Regions from separate parts of the Homo sapiens genome. Here region 1 is linked to region 2. Evidence: chromatin contacts called from ENCODE Hi-C or POLR2A ChIA-PET data. All regions are on one chromosome and are shown on one strand. The core of a region is the stretch at or near the end of the contact, and the rest is flanking DNA. Distances in the headings are between cores, read along the strand shown. Region 1 has its middle 5.7 kb from the start of ERAP2. Region 2 has its middle 14 kb from the start of GLRX.

Region 1 (3,003 bases), core at 469-2,968, 1.1 Mb before region 2:
ACCTCTGCAGTGGGGAGATACAGAATGAATAAAATGACGAATGGCTCCCTGACAGTGCTAGATGCTTGTAACTCTGAAGCCAACTTATAGTTTAAAAAGTAGCTTCCTTTTCTCTGACTTCCATTTTATTTTTCAAAAGGATCTCTATAAATCTATTAAAAATACTTCTAAGAATTATTGTTATGCCTATGTTCTTTTTCAGACAAAATAGAGACAGAGTCTATATTATGGGCTTAAAATTTTTAATTTAAAGAAAATCAGTGAAAGTTTATGTTAGTATAAAGACTCAGAGCCTTATGCAAAATATGAGAAATGGGGGTAGGGAGGGGAAATTCACCTAGTAAATGCAATCTATAGCTTCTTTTAAACTCATTCAGTTGTAACAGAAAATGAAAACATGTATTCTCAGAATTTTAAATCAGTAACTGACAGGAAGATGGTTTTTCAAAAATGGTTATCTTTTGCAATGCCTTCCACAAAGCACTTACTGAAAACAAAAACAGAAAAATGCCGCCATAAAAATCTGATGTTGTTAAAGTGGAACAGAATATTAGACAAACTTGACATTGAACAACTGCTATTTTACAGCATTAAAAATTTTTATTTAGTAGCCAAATGAAAAATGCTGGTGCCTCTGTTATTTTCTTTCCAATTACAGATTATTTAAATAACTGATGACACATTCTCAAACAGGAAAAATGATGGCAAAATAAACCAGGGTGATTCTGAGCTTGTTAAATATTTTGAAAGTAAATTTGCATGCTTTCAACCAACCGATTAAAACCAACTGATTAAACCAAATCAGTAATGTTTTGGCTTCTCCCCTACTTAAAAATTTAACTAAAAGATCTAAAAAAACTTTTGCTTCTGGCCAAGATAGAGTAGGGACTCTGATTTATTCTCCTGCTTAAAACAACCAAAAAAAGATGAACAAAAGACAGTTTACAAGACAATGAATATCAGGCAACCCAAGACAGCAATCCCTGGAGAGAAGGAAACAAATAGGCAAGCTCTGTGATTTTCCCAGCTTTCTGCCTTGAGAGAGGTTCCAGGCTGCTTTGCAGGGAGACAGAACTAAGGCAGAGCCCAGCAGATTCTTTGAGTTGAGGAGATGCAGATGAGATTCTGGGAGAGCAAGGAAACCAGAGTTCATAGGATGAATACCAAAGAGGAGAGAGCTGCAGAAAGAGACGAACGGTGTGTGGGAGGGCAGGCTTTGGAAACCTGCTGAGGATTTTCCTGGAGTATTCTGCTGATCAATGATCAATATGCACATGAGCAGAAAATAAACGTTGCCAGAAACTGAACCACTGAAAAGGATTAGTGGGAACAAAGCCTGGTGCTTGCACAGAGACAGAAGTAGTGCTTGTGCCTACCCATCAAACTGGAGAACCTCAAGATGAATGGGCCAATGGGTAGAGTGTGCTAAAGTGTCTTACCTCAGTAGTGGGGAGCAGATAAGTCTCTGCTCTGGTCCTGCCTAACAAATCTTAAAAGCAGGATCCAAAAGGATGAAACTTCTCAAGTAACTTATCTGTGTTCCAGCACAAAACTCAATAGCATAGTAATAAAAGAAAAATCCACCACCCAACTAGGCAAAAAGCTTGGTGGTGATTTTTGAACCAACTGGGTTTATTAACTCACTACATCAAGGGAAAACACCCTGGGGAGCCCTGGGGCATCTCAGAAAGAGAGTGTCAGAAAGGGGTCATTATGGGATGTTATAGGTGATTTGCATGAGAGTTTCATGGGGCAGGGCTTCGTTTTGGTTTAAATGTTCTAAGAAAGTGGGGGTGATTCTATGATTTCGTATCTTATTAAGAGATTAGACAAAGGCTAAGGCTGAAATTGGTGAAGAAACAGCAGTCATTCATATTAGCCAGGACCTGAAGATGTTTGGTCATTTTTGTGGTTTGGACAACGTTCATGTTTGCCTGTGTTCAGACATGATTATGGAGTTGGCTTGTGTTTGTCTTGATCCATCAGAGTCACAAGAGTGGTTGTGTCTGATGTTCATATTCCATGAAATTGTTTGTGTTCAACAGGAGAACACTGAGGTCTGGCTGTGAGTGCCCATTCAGCTCCTGGCTGTCAGAGACTGCCTTTCTCATTACTCTCAGCAGCTCTCAGATTTTGCAGCCCCTGGTCCTACTATCAAAAGCTTAGTCTGCCTCTTGGTTTCCTCTTCCAAATCTGCAAATGCCCCTGGGGAATTTCTGGAATCCCTCGTTCACCTCTTTGGGTTTCCAACTTTTCTAGAATCTTAGCTTAGTAATTCTTCACTATCTTTTTAGACTTTTATGCTTTAAAGATCTTTTTCTATTTTGTCTGTGTTTACAATTGTCTTCAGTGGGAGGGTTGGTCCAATTACATACTGTGCCATTACAGCAAAAGGCAGCACCCTCCCCCATCCCTGTCCCACTTGCAGATTTCCCTAAGCCTCCAAAAAGGTTTTTCTGGGCCTTTTGCCTGGGCACCCATCCTCTTCTCCGAACCATTTCAATGTGGATAGATGTCTGATCACCTTACAATAGCTCCACAGTCTTCATGGTCAGATTATTGAGGAGTTTTCACTAGACTTATGTTTAGGCTTCCCTAATTCAACACTCTTCGTTTCCTTCAGCTGTCTTCCTAACTCTCCAGAGCCATTTGACAATGTTTTTTGATATTTGAATACAGCAAAAAACCCCAAGCCCTTTGTTCCAGACAGATTGCTCCTTCTACCATCCTTTTCTATAAAAATCCTGAATCTACCTGTTATTTTCTAATAAATCTGTAAACTAAATAAATATGAGTGGGCTCATGGTTGTACTTTGGAAATATGTTGAGTAAGCTAATTCTCAACTTTCATCCAGGAGTAAATAGAGTCTTCTTCTTTTCATGAGTGTCCTCTGTTTGTACCTCTCTGAAGCCAACACTTGGTATAAAACTAGTCAGTGGAGGGTAGAGGGTGATGGGTACATACTTTTAAATAAGCAGTTATCAACTAGAGAAGTTATGGAT
Region 2 (2,825 bases), core at 26-2,525:
CTCCTGAGCTCAAGTGATCCACCTGCTTTGGCCTCCCAAAGTGCTGAGATTAGAGGCGTGAGCCACCACACCCAGTCTATCTTTTAATATATGGTATGATTTATTTAGTTTACTGTCTCTTCACTATTAGAATATAAGTGCCTTGAGGTCAGGGATTGGTGTCTATTTACCGCTGTATCTGCAGCATCAAGACTGCTTGGCAGATAGTAGGCTCTTTCTTGAGTGAACAAATTAAAGAATAAATGAACAGGTACAGATCTGGTTGCCTCACTGGGAGATCCCCCAATTATTGGTTCCTGGACACCTTTTCTTTTGAGCCATTCAGTCTCTCCAGCTTCACAGCTGGGGGTTGGGCCTCATCCTCAGGGTTCTGGCTGCCAAGCAGGGAAAAGGGACTTGGCAGCTTCCTGGCCAGTGTGTAGACTCTCATGTAACCTCCTGTTTTCTGCCCTGCTCCTTGCTGAGTAATTCCGTGTGATCTGCAAGGATAGAAAGAATGATCTTTCAAAGAACATGGAGAGAGATTGGCAATAGGGGCTGGCAGAAAAAAACAGCAAAAATTAACCACCAAAAAATTCACAGCCAAAGCTCTACTCTTTCTGTTTACTGAAGAAAGCAAGTGATCCAATCTCCTGCGAATGTTGTTGATTTTAATAACCACCTTCTCTGCTTCCTCCAACCTGGCCCTTTGGGCTAGACTCCAGACAGCCATTTCTTCCAATTCAAGGCTGTCCAAAGATGCCCCTTAAGGAGAAAGAACTGGTAAATTCTTAAACTGATGGTAAATTCCTAAACTGGTGGTAAATGGATCTATGTGGCCCAGACCACACTATTTATATCCCCAGTGAGTATTATTAGGTCGTTATCTTGACATTTGGTTGCCAGAGAAAGCCATGCTCCCTAATTTACTACACCATAATAATTGTTCACAGGTCGTGGGAAATATTGTAAAGAACTGGGATCCTGAGATATTTTACTTAGAGTTCCTTTCTTATATTAATAGGGGTCTTCTTACCAAATACACCGAATGTTTGAAGGGGAAGAATTTAATCCTGCTCATTAGGGGAAGAGAATTCTGGCCTGGTCCCTTTAAGCACAAGGGATATTTAAAAATGGGTCTATATTTATGCACAAGTTTATACTTCCTGTCTCCAGGCGACTTTTCTGGTGAGCTGTGCAGAGCTGAAGGTAGGAGAGAGAGGGGAACTAGGAGAGCCAATGACGGCACAGAACATCGTGCAAGCTGGGGCTCTGGGGTTTTTTACGGACTCTTCCAGCGCACTCAACTCCTCCCTCCTAGTTGGCGGGGCTCAAGCCTCTGGGGACCTGCAGCTGAGCTTTCTCAGAAGCAAGAAGAGATGCCTCCTTCCTATTCTCTTGTGTGCCTTGTGAAACTTAAAACATTTCATATGTAAAATTACAAGCTGTTTATGGGGTGGAGATTTTGCGCTTCCTCCCATTATTAAGTCATCCTTGAGAACTGAGTGTGGATGATCTTTAACACAGTCTGCCCAGGGTTCTAGCCAGATGTGTTAAATGGGGACCAAAGGACCCACTCTGGGAATGGAGGACCAGCAACTCCTGGGAAGACAGAATTAAAGAGCACGGCTGGAACCTGTGGCCACGGGGGCTGTCCCCCGACATCTAGAATGCGACCCTTGTGTAGAGCTGACTCTGGGTGCCTTCATCCAGCCCCCTGCATAGAAGATCTCCTTTAGCCTCATCAAATCAGTCACTGTGTGATTAAAAAGTTCAGGGGGTGGCAGGGACAGCTGCCCCCAGAAAGGGAACAGTGTGGGCATCTCCAGACAGGTAAACCACAGGAAAACCAAGGAGCCCTAGTTCTCCTCTCCATCCAGGAAGCCTTTAGCTGGCAGCACAAGGGAGGGGCGGCCACACCTTAGGTTATTTTTGAGTCCGTTTCCCCACCCCTGTGTGAAGGTGTGGCCCAGTGGCAGATAGACTGTCCTTAATCTAACCAGAGGAATCCTCCTCCTCCAAGTGAGAAAAGGAGCAAAGGATGCAAAGCGCCCCTTCAACACTCCTTGAGCTGGAAGGAGAAGAAAAATCTCTCCTCCTTTACAGGAATTTGGTAAGTGAGGGATAAGTGATCCCCACTAAGGAGCATGAGCTTTAGTACAAGGACTTTTTCTCCTCTGATTGAGCCGCTGTGTACTGTAGAACTCTGGTGAGGAGCGGTCCTCAGGCCTATTGAAAGGATCAGAGAATACACATATCCTGTTTTCCATTGTGTATGCATAAAGAGGTACGAGTCTACAAAGCTTCAACTGCATCTATTTTTTCCTTTTTTTTTTGAGATGGAGTCTTGCTCTGCCATCCAGGCTCGAGTGCAATGGCACCATCTCAGCTTACTGCAACCTCCGCCTCTCTGGTTCAAGCAATTCTCCTGCCTCAGCCTCCCAAGCAGCTGGGACTACCGGTGTGTGCCATGGCACCCAAGTAATTTTTTGTATTTTTAATAGAGACAGGGTTTCACCATATTGGTCAGGCTGGTCCCGAACTCCAGACCTCAAGTGATCTGCCTGTCTCAGCCTTCCCAAGTGTTGGAATTACAGGCATGAGCCACCATGCCTGGCCCTTTTCCAATATTTCGATAAAGGTGAACAGCTGATTTACCCAGTTAGAAGTTTTTCCTGGTTTATTTTCTGTGTGGCGGCAGCAGCAAGGAATAAAATATAAACTCAGTTCAAGGATAACTGCCATGTACATATAATTATCTATTCAAAATATTTAATTTACTTTTTTAAAAACAGTATTCCAGCATTCATAGTAGCTTTTGACCAATTCTGCTTTTTCAGTTGATG

The links. Hi-C counts contacts between places; a loop is a spot of excess contacts on that map. ChIA-PET counts read pairs that join two places held with the same protein, here RNA polymerase II (POLR2A). Pooled maps may share reads with other maps.
Region 1: a loop to region 2 is called in a pooled map, with 2.0 times the contacts of the local background. The contact joins two enhancer-like sites. A Hi-C loop is called at or near these places in 1 of 37 single-sample maps with no recorded cell type and 1 of 50 pooled maps. POLR2A ChIA-PET finds 5 or more read pairs at or near these places in 2 of 52 experiments (GM12878 and activated CD4-positive, alpha-beta T cell).

What each region holds. Positions count from the first base shown.
Region 1 is chr5:96,869,271-96,872,273 of GRCh38, reverse strand. It overlaps a transcript of ERAP1 not described here. Among named protein-coding and RNA genes, the nearest start is that of ERAP2, 5.7 kb to the left of the region's middle. Within about 2 kb of position 1,718, at least 4 of the 41 ENCODE cell types and tissues checked have a DNase peak (open chromatin) inside an H3K27ac peak, as active enhancers do; they include GM12878, where a contact is called at or near this core.
Region 2 is chr5:95,807,326-95,810,150 of GRCh38, reverse strand. No RefSeq gene overlaps it. Among named protein-coding and RNA genes, the nearest start is that of GLRX, 14 kb to the left of the region's middle. RefSeq lists enhancers at 875-954, 1,375-1,464, 1,715-1,764. Within about 2 kb of position 1,275, at least 28 of the 41 ENCODE cell types and tissues checked have a DNase peak (open chromatin) inside an H3K27ac peak, as active enhancers do; they include GM12878, where a contact is called at or near this core.